Linked DNA regions of Homo sapiens: region 1 is linked to region 2. Evidence: chromatin contacts called from ENCODE Hi-C or POLR2A ChIA-PET data. All regions are on one chromosome and are shown on one strand. The core of a region is the stretch at or near the end of the contact, and the rest is flanking DNA. Distances in the headings are between cores, read along the strand shown. Region 1 overlaps TEKT5 (tektin 5). Region 2 has its middle 89 kb from the start of ATF7IP2.

Region 1 (4,725 bases), core at 2,184-4,683, 350 kb after region 2:
AATCTCACCTCTCCAGGTCCTTGCTTAAATGTCACCTCCAAAGAAAGAGCTTCCCTGTCTACTCTATTCAAAACGGACAGCCACCTCCATCACTGCACCCCTCACCTGGCTTCCCCCTTTCTTCCTGGATCTATTTGTCTGCATGAATCAGTTTGTCTCCAGACCCTATGGGGGCACCAGGAAATGGCTTCCTGACTATAACATAAGCTATCAGAAATCAGGGGCTGTGTTTTGTTCACACTGTTCTCCTATCGCCTAGAACAGTGTTTGGTGCAGCATTAGGGTTACCAGTTAAACTATAGGACTCCCAGTTAAATTTGAATTTCATATAAACAACAAAGCACTTTCTCGTGTATGTTCTGTAATGGACTGCCTGAATGTCTGTGTTCCCCCAAAATTCCTATATTGAAAGCTTAATCTGTCCCAGTGTGCTGGAGGTGGGGCCTCTGAGAGGCGATTAGGTGATGAGGTGGAGCTCTCATGAATGGGATTAGTGCCTTTATAAGAAGAGGCTACTTTACTCTCTTTCTGCCAGGTGAAGAAATACAAAGGCTGTCTACAACCCGGAAGAGGGCCCTCACCAGAACCCGATCATGCTGGCACCCTGACCTTGGACTTTTAGCCTCCAGAACTGTGAGAAATAAATTTTGATGTTTACAAACCACCTAGCCTATGGTGGTACTTGGTTATAGTAGCATGAATGCAAGGAGGCAAGCCCCCCCAGTTATTGCATGAGACATACTGATGTTAAAACATGATTTGTAGGTCAGGCACAATGGCTCACACCTATAATCCTAAACACTTTGAGAGGCTGAGGTGGGAGGATTGCTTGAGCCCAGGAGTTCGAGACCAGCCTGGGCAACATAGTGAAAACCCATCTCTACAAAAAATACAAAAAAATTAGTCAGGTGTGGTGGTTTGCACCTGTGGTCCCAGCTACTCAGGAGGCTGAGGTGGGAGGACTGCCTGACCCCAGGAGGTGAAGGCTGCAGTGAGCCGTGATGCACCACTGCACTCCAGCCTGGGCAGCAGAGCAAGATCCTATATAATAATAATTTGGCCAGGCACAGTGGCTCACGCCTGTAATCCCAGCACTTTGGGAGGCCAAAGCAGGCAGATCACCTGAGGAGAGGAGTTCAAAACCAGCCTGGCCAACATGGTAAAATCCCATCTCTGCTAAAAATACAAAAATTGGCCAGACATGGTGGCAAGCACCTGTAATTCCAGCTACTGGGAGGCTGAGACAGGAAAATCGCTTGAACCTGGGAGGCGGAGGTTGCAGGGAGCCAAGATCACACCATTGCACTGGACTGCAAGACTGGGCAACAAGAGTGAAACTCTGTCTCAAAAACTAAATAAAATTTAAAAAATATAATAATTTGTTGGCTGGCCATAGTGTCTTAGTGCCTGTAATTCCAGCACTTTGCGGGGCACTGAGGTGGGAGGATCGCTTGAGCCAAGGAGTTTGAGACCAGCCTGGGCAATATAGTGAGACCCCATCTCTACAGAAAAAAAAGAAAAACTGGCCAGGCATATAGTGCACATCTGTAATCCCAGCTACTTGGGAGGCTGAGGAAGGATTGCTTGAGCCCAGAAGGTCGAGGTCGCACTCAGCTATGATCACAACACTGTACTGCATTCTAGCCTGGCCAACAGAGTAAGACTCTGTCTCAAAAAAAAAAAAAAATTTGTTGATCTGACATTCAAGTTTAAATGGACATCCTGTATTTGTCTTTGCTAAATCTGGAAACCCTACTTATGGTAGTAGCTCAATAAACATCAATTGAATGAATGAATCACAGTGGGATCTGGAAATCTAGATTTTTAACCAGCTTCCCCCCAGTGACTCTTGTGCACACTCAAATTTGGGAACAACCTGCCCTACAAATTATAGAATCCTGCCCATCTCGGATTTTAAGATAGGGGAAAACTGATTACACAGTAAATTGCTCCTGAATGAGGTGGGATTGCAAGTATAACACCCAGTCCCTGCCTTCAAGGATTTTACAGTCACTTTGCTTTTTTTCCTTTCTCATAAGCTGTAAAACATTCACACATCTTAATATGCAAGGAATGACTGAATGAGGTTGGGCCCATAACCTATGGGCACCAAGAAATTGCTTAAAACAGAATTTTTTTTTTCAAAGAATCAAAGTCCTGGCTTCTGTATTAGCTTAAGAAAAAATCCAGGAAAAATAGATAGCAGTTTGCTCCCTAAAGAGGACAAAAGGATGCCTGTTTCCTACTGGTGGAGTCAAGACGAGAAGCTGGGTTATGGGAGGGCAAGGAGGCCCAGCCTCCTCCAGAGCCCACCTAGGAAGGAGGCCAGCCCTTCACCTGGTCCTCTGTGAGCCACAGCAACTCAGCCCACACGCTGGTTAAACATTATCCCATAAGAATGTTCTGTGCCCAGAATGTGAGTGGCATATAAACACTCAATGCGGCAACACCTCTCTTGGAAGCCCTGGGGATTTTCTTCAGAAACCTCCCCTTTGTGGGGGCAGTGGGTGGGATGTACAACCCTTAGAATGCACCACTTCAGCCCAGCGCAGAAGAAAATAAAGCCTTATATAGATGAAAAATGCTCCTTGGTGCCACTTTGCCCAGTGTTTGCCCTGTCATGGAAAACAGCCCCTACCATCTAGGCGTCCCTACTTGAAGAGCCTATTGCTGGGGTGGACGGGACATTACTGAGGGTTCAGCGGGTGATAAGAAGCTGCCAGTGGGCTGGGCGCGGTGGCTGACAACTGTGGTCCCAGCACTTTGGGAGGCTGAGGCAGGCAGATTGCTTGAGTCCAGGAATTCGACCAGCTTGGGTAGCATGGTGAGACCCTGTCTCTACAAAAAATTTAAAAAAAAATAAGCCGGGCGTGGTGGTGCACACCGGCGGTCCCAGCTACTCAGGAGGCTGAGGCAGGAGGATCGCTTAAGCCTGGGATGTCGAGGCTGCAGTGAGCTGTGATGACGCCACTGCACCCCAGCCTGGGTGACAGAGTGGGACCCTGTCTCAAAAAAAAAAAAAAAAAGCAGCAGCCACCTGTGGTACGCGCCTTCCTGGCCCCACCCTGAGCCCATCCAGGGCAGCTCCCAGGATGCTCCCCTCCACCAGTAGGTGCTGTTGCTAGGGAAATCTAGAGATGCCTCAGGCCAGAGACCTGAGCCCACCTTGTCTCTTTCTTTGTTCACTTTCTCCATTTCCTGGTCACCATGCTTAGGGCTCAGTCAGCCTGTGATGGGGACCTGAAACTTTACAAAAGGCCTGTCTCCTGGGTCTGGGAAAGGAAGAGCTAATACTCATTCATAAGCTCAATCTTTTCTTCATTCATTCATTCATCCACAGAGTCATTGATTCATATGTCAGTGCAACAAATGTTCGTTGAGCACCTACTTAGTGCCAAGCACTGTTCTAGGCAGTGGATCCGAGTAACCACAACAGCTGGAAAACCCTGTCCTTGTGGAGTGGACATTCTGCTGGACTTTACACTCTGTTGTTTGCTTTTTTACACAACAATCACTTGTTGAGCACATACGAGTACTGGCTACAAGTGAGACAAATGGTCACTGTCAGCATCACAGAACTCAAGTCCCTCCCACCTCCTGTTAAAAATATTTATTAAATGCCTTTGATGTACAGCACATGGGTGGGGGACAGGGCCACAAAAAAAGGCACCATGTCAGTTCTCCTGGAATTCCTGTGTAAGCAGAGGAACAAGGGCACAGGCACACACAACCATTTATCAAGAGTTTACTCCAGGCCAGGTCCTGCGCCAAGACTCTTACATGAATCATCTCATTATAGAACCAAACCAATCCTATGCAGAAGGTTCTAGCAACATTCCCTGGCTTTTATTTTTATTTATCATTTTTTTTTTTGAGACAGAGTCTTGCTGTGTTACCCAGGCTGGAATGCAGTGGAGTGATCTCGGCTCACTGCAACCTCCGCCTCCCAGGGTCAAGTGATTCTCCTGCCTCAGCCTCCTGAGTAGCTGGGACACAGGCATGTGCTACCACATCTGGCTGATTTTTGTATTTATTTATTTATTTTTGTTAGTAGAGACAGGGTTTTGCCATGTTGGCCAGGCTGGTCTCGAACTCCCGGCCTCGAGTGATCCGCCTATCTCGGCCTCCCAAAGTGCTGGGATTACAGGCATGAGCCACCACGCCCTGCCTGCATCCCCTGGTTTTTAGATAAGAGAAATGAGACAGTTACCTCCTTGTCAATTCTCTTTCAAACCTGCTGACCATTTCCAGGCATGAGGCCCCACGTGGTGCCAGCCTATCTTTGTCTCTCTAGCCCTTGGCCATCTTGCATGGTTCACAAAGAGCAGCTTCAGCATTGAGCAGTTTCTGCAGGCCACAGGCTCAGACTGCATTTGAATGGTTGGCTCTGCTTCCCTTATATTTATTTTCTAGCTACCCTCTGCTTACAGCAAGTGCTGATGGTTTTGCATTTATTGAAGAGACCTGAAGTTTCTCTTTTATTTTCATTTTTAATTTTATTTTTAGAGACAAGTTCTCTCTCTGTTGCCCAGGCTGGAGTGCAATGGCATGATCATGGCTCACTGCAACCTTAAACTCCCGGGCTCAAGTGATCCTTCTGCCTCAGCCACCTGAGTAACTGGTACTACAGGTGCATGCCACCATACCTGGCTATTTATTTTTATTTTGTTTGTAGAAATTGGATCTCACTATGTTGCCTAGGCTGGAGTGCAGTGGCACTATCAT
Region 2 (4,698 bases), core at 1,292-3,791:
CTCCTGGCTCATCCTGGCTCAAAAGCTCCCCCACTGAGCACTTTGTGACCCCCGCCCCTACCGGCCAGAGAACAACCCCCTTTGACTGTAATTTTCTTTACCTACCCAAATCCTATAAAATGGCCCCACCCCTATCTCCCTTCACTGACTCTCTTTTCGGACTCAGCCCGCCTGCACCCAGGTGAAATAAACAGCCTTGTTGCTCACACAAAGCCTGTTTGGTGGTCTCTTCACACGGACCAAGTGAAACCACCGAGTCAAGAAATTTAGCAACTGTCGTTTTTTTGTATTTCTCCTAAATTGGATTTTCCAGAAACACAATGAATATTTATAATGGCATTAATGAGCTCACTTATCACCAAGTGCTGGTTTGCAGACGTGATCTGAATGATGCCACCTTTCACTCTTTCTTTTTGAGTCTTTTGGCCAAGAATTACCATGTAAGGTTTTGCACAAGAAAGGAAATCTGCCATCTATTTGGTGCAATGGCCTTATTTGTGTATTCAAAAAGACATGATCCGGAGTGGGAGGTTTCATTAAAGTGGTTGCAACCCTCCAAGGCATTCTTCTTGCACTATTTGTCTGTGGAGCTTTGGGGTAGAAATTAATCAAATTTTTGGCAGAGATTTGTAGGATATTAATGTTGGTTGGGGATTTGATCCACTGTTTTCTTGAAGTGGGAAGAAAAGATCCCAGGAACACTGCCCAGCTAAGGGTGAGTGAATGTGATGGTAATTTACATGGAAAGGATTAACCAATTCTTCCTGAAGGATGAAACTGATCACCTTTGAGAGGTAGTGTGCCTCAGGGTCTGTTCCCACCCTTCCTCAGTGGCTGGGCTGAAACTACTGCCCCTGGTTCTCAGTTAAACCTTAGGATTCTCAAGTGCAGGGTTTCTCTATCTTTGCCTGAAAGATTGAAACTTTGAGACTGGGCGTGGTGGCTCACACCTATCATTCCAGCACTTTGGGAGGACAAAGTGGGTGGATCACTTGAAGCCAGGAGTTGGAGACCAGGCTGGGCAACATGACAAAACCCCATCTCTACAAAAAATACAAAAATTAGCTGGGCATGGTGGCATGCACCTCTGGCCCCAGCAACTCAGGAGGCTGAGGTGGGAGGATCGCTTGGTCCTGGGAGGTGGAGGTTGCAGTGAGCTAAGATCATGCCACTGCACTCCAGCCCAGGCAACAGAGTGAGACTCTGTCTCCAAAAAAAAAAAAAAAAAAAAATTCAACCTCTAGAAGCAAAGTAGAGAATCTCATTCCTATCCAGCTGGCACTGACTATGTGGGAGTTTGACATTATGTTTAGGGGCTAAAGTTTTTTTATTCCAATAGATCATGTACGAGTTAAGGGATATTATCCATTCGAATAAAACCTTCGCCCTCTGAAAGTTCCCTGAAAATCAACTGACAAAATGTAAATGATAGAAGAAAAGGCATACACGTTTATTAGCATGTGCTGGGGAGGATCGCAGAGTGATGGCCTAATATCCCAAAGGGATACAGATTCTTCTATATCCGACTTCTTAGGGGAGAGGATCATGGAAAAGTGTGAATGATTTTAGGAGAATAGCAAAGGATTTTTATTTTTATTATCATTATTATTTTGAGACAGAGTTTTGCTCTTGTCGCCCAGGCTGGAGTGCACTGGCGCAATCTCCACCTACTACAACCTCCGCCTCCTGGGTTCAAGCAATTCTCCTGCCTCAGCCTCCCGAATAGCTGAGATTACAGGTGCCCACCACCATGCCCAGCTAATTTTTGTATTTTTAGTAGAGACGGGGTTATGCCGTGTTGGGCAGGCTGGTCTCCAACTCCTGACCTCAGGTGATCCACCCGCCTCGGCCTCCCAAAGTGCTGGGATTACAGGCGTGAGCCACAGCTCCCAGCCACAAAGGATTTTTAGGGGAATTCAATGGGCTTAGAGAACACACAGTGGCTCAGAACAAAGTCTGTTGGGTCTGCAGAGCAGAAAATGATTTGTGACAAGTCTGTTCAGGTGTGTTGGCAGACTTCAGTCAGTCTTCCTGCGATGTGAGTTCAGCTAATGAAAACTCAGGGACCGGGGTCATTGTTTTCTTCTTTTTCAGGTCCGGGCTTTAGGTAGATAAGGGAACTTCAGAGAACAACTTCATCCTGTGTTTTGGGAGACACGGAGGACTGAGCGATGAGAAGTAGGTGGGTGAGGTCAGAGAGACCTTAGGTCTTCCTCAGTTCGGCCCATCAGAGTGCCCTATTTTGGGGTATCGGTTTCTGACTCCCAACAATGGTGAAAAAATTGGGCTTGAAGTGGACTGGAAAGTTAGTAAAATTTCTTTAACTGTAGCAGGAGGAGTCATAGACACAACCTCTCAGACACCGGATTGTGGAAGGAAAGAGCTTTATTCTTCTGGGAGCATCGGCAGACTCAAGTCCTAGAAACTGAGCTCCCTGAATAAGTAATTCCTGTCCCTTTTAAGGGCTCACACCTCTAAAGGGACTGCATGAAGAGGGGGTCGTGACCGATTGGGCAAGCGAGGGGTAGGTGACTGACGGCTGCATGCACCAGTAATCACAACGAAACAGAACAGAACAGGGAGTTTCACAACGCTTCCTCATACAGTGTCTAGAATCTATAGATAACTCAAGCAGTGAGGTCAGGGGTTGAATTTTAACTACCAGGCCCGAAATGTGACGCTGGGCTGTCTGACTATGAATTTCACTTCTGCTTATTCTTTTAACTTCTACCTTTTCAGCAAACAAGAAATTAAGTATAAGACAACATGAGGAGTGGTCTCCTTTCTCATGACCACCTCCGCTAGTTCAGAGAAAGGCGCCCACAGTGACTGGGTGACCAAGATATAGTTGCCTCAGACATTTGCATTTCAAAGGGGATAAATCCAAGACCTTTGAAAAAAATGTTTCTGGGTTGTAAATCTGGCAAGAGGCTTACTTGCCTCTGAAGAGATTTATAGACACACCAAAAGATTAAAGTAAGAATTTACGACCACTAGGTTTCTCTCAGGAATACTCTAAGAGGAGGAGGATATGGTCTCTTTTCTTTTGTGGTAACAGGGGAAATTCTTTTTTTTGTTTTTTCTTTTTTCTTTTTTTTTTTCTTCAATTGGTGATACTCAATTGTCCCAAAACTCTTAGAGTGATTAGAACAGAAAAAGTTAAATATATCATTGATTTATTTTTTCGGTCTATTTTTTTCAAAATGCCATTATAAGGGTAACACAATTTTATTGTGAGGAAACTGGGGAAGTAAAGAAAATCATGAGGAAACTCAAAGCCAGCTTTTGAAGTTCATTCTAAAAGGATGAACTCAATTTGGGTCTGCTTGGTAATTATGTAAATGTCCTGTTATAATTGATAATTAACTATTTTGTGTTTTGCATCATCAAAGCCAGCTCGGTATAGTTGAATAAAAGGTACACCAAATGAAATCTCATATCTAGACTAATTTCAAGAGAACCAAAGGAAATTATTATAATTATCATGAACTTTCTAATCACTAGAACAGCATAAAACCTTTCTTTATGTAGCAAAGTACCAATGAGTGGCAGGTGCAAGATAGAGGCTGTCACAAAAGAAAGGGCAGCCTAAGAATGAGAAGTTATAGCTTCTCTTTTCTATTTCTCCTCCCAGAGGTTGAGTTCTGCATGCCCTCCGTCCCCACAATTCTACTTGACATTGCCACTGCCTTCCTCTAACCTGTCTCTGTTTCTTCCTTACATTGCTGGTGGAATGACCATTCCGTCTGACATATCAGATTATTCACTATTTCTTCCTTCTCTGTTACTCATTTGTTGAACAAGTTTACTGAGCATCTATGTGCCAGCCACTAGCCAAAATGCTGTGGCAAGACCTGGCACAGTGGTTCATGCCTATAATCCCAGCATTTTGGAAAGCTGAGGCATGGCCAATTGCTTGAGACCAAGAGTTCACAACCAGTCTGGGCAACATGGCGAAACTCTGTCTCTACAAAAAAATAAACCAGCAAACAAAAAAAGTTAGCCAGGAGTGGTGGCACACACCTGTGGTCCCAGCTACTTGAGAGGCTGGGGTGGGAGGATCACCTGAGACTGGGAGGTCGAGGCTGCAGTGAGCTGAGATCGCACCAGTGCACTCCAGCCTGGGTGACAGAGAAAGACCCTATCTCAAAAACAAAACAAAACAAAGTGCTGGGGCTATAACCATGAAAGTGATAGGAGAGAGCGCTGGTAACAGTACTCTCTTCTTCATTCTCTTCCTCCTGGCCTATCTCCTTCTTCCTCCTTTCCCTAGTTTCACTACTTGGGGCTCCAATATGAAGACCTTTTTGGATGTATTGCATCTTCGTATCTCCAGGGCCCAGCACAATGGCTGTATTTTCGTACATGCTTCTCCAGCATGTATGAAATGAATGAATTCTCTATTGAAATTATTGGCCAGGCGCAGTGGCTCACGCCTGTAATCCCAGCACTTTGGGAGGCCGAGGCAGGCAGATCACCTGAGGTCAGGAGTTCAAGAACAGCCTGGCCATCATGATGAAACCCCATCTCTACTAAAAATACAAAAAAAGTTAGCTGGGTATGGTGGCAGGCACCTGTAATCCCAGCTATTCTGGAGGCTGAGGCAGAAGAATCGCTTATACCTGGGAGGCAGAGGTTGCAGTAAGCCGAGATCGTACCATTGCACTCCAGCCTGGGCAACAAGAGCAAAACTCCATC

Evidence for each region. Hi-C counts contacts between places; a loop is a spot of excess contacts on that map. ChIA-PET counts read pairs that join two places held with the same protein, here RNA polymerase II (POLR2A). Pooled maps may share reads with other maps.
Region 1: a loop to region 2 is called in a pooled map, with 2.7 times the contacts of the local background. The contact joins two enhancer-like sites. A Hi-C loop is called at or near these places in 1 of 50 pooled maps. POLR2A ChIA-PET finds 5 or more read pairs at or near these places in 2 of 52 experiments (OCI-LY7 and WTC11).

What each region holds. Positions count from the first base shown.
Region 1 is chr16:10,644,463-10,649,187 of GRCh38, forward strand. All of the region lies in intron 5 of TEKT5 (tektin 5), which reads right to left. Among named protein-coding and RNA genes, the nearest start is that of TEKT5, 48 kb to the right of the region's middle. Within about 2 kb of position 3,434, at least 4 of the 41 ENCODE cell types and tissues checked have a DNase peak (open chromatin) inside an H3K27ac peak, as active enhancers do.
Region 2 is chr16:10,294,995-10,299,692 of GRCh38, forward strand. No RefSeq gene overlaps it. Among named protein-coding and RNA genes, the nearest start is that of ATF7IP2, 89 kb to the right of the region's middle. RefSeq lists an enhancer at 2,794-2,843. Within about 2 kb of position 2,542, at least 5 of the 41 ENCODE cell types and tissues checked have a DNase peak (open chromatin) inside an H3K27ac peak, as active enhancers do.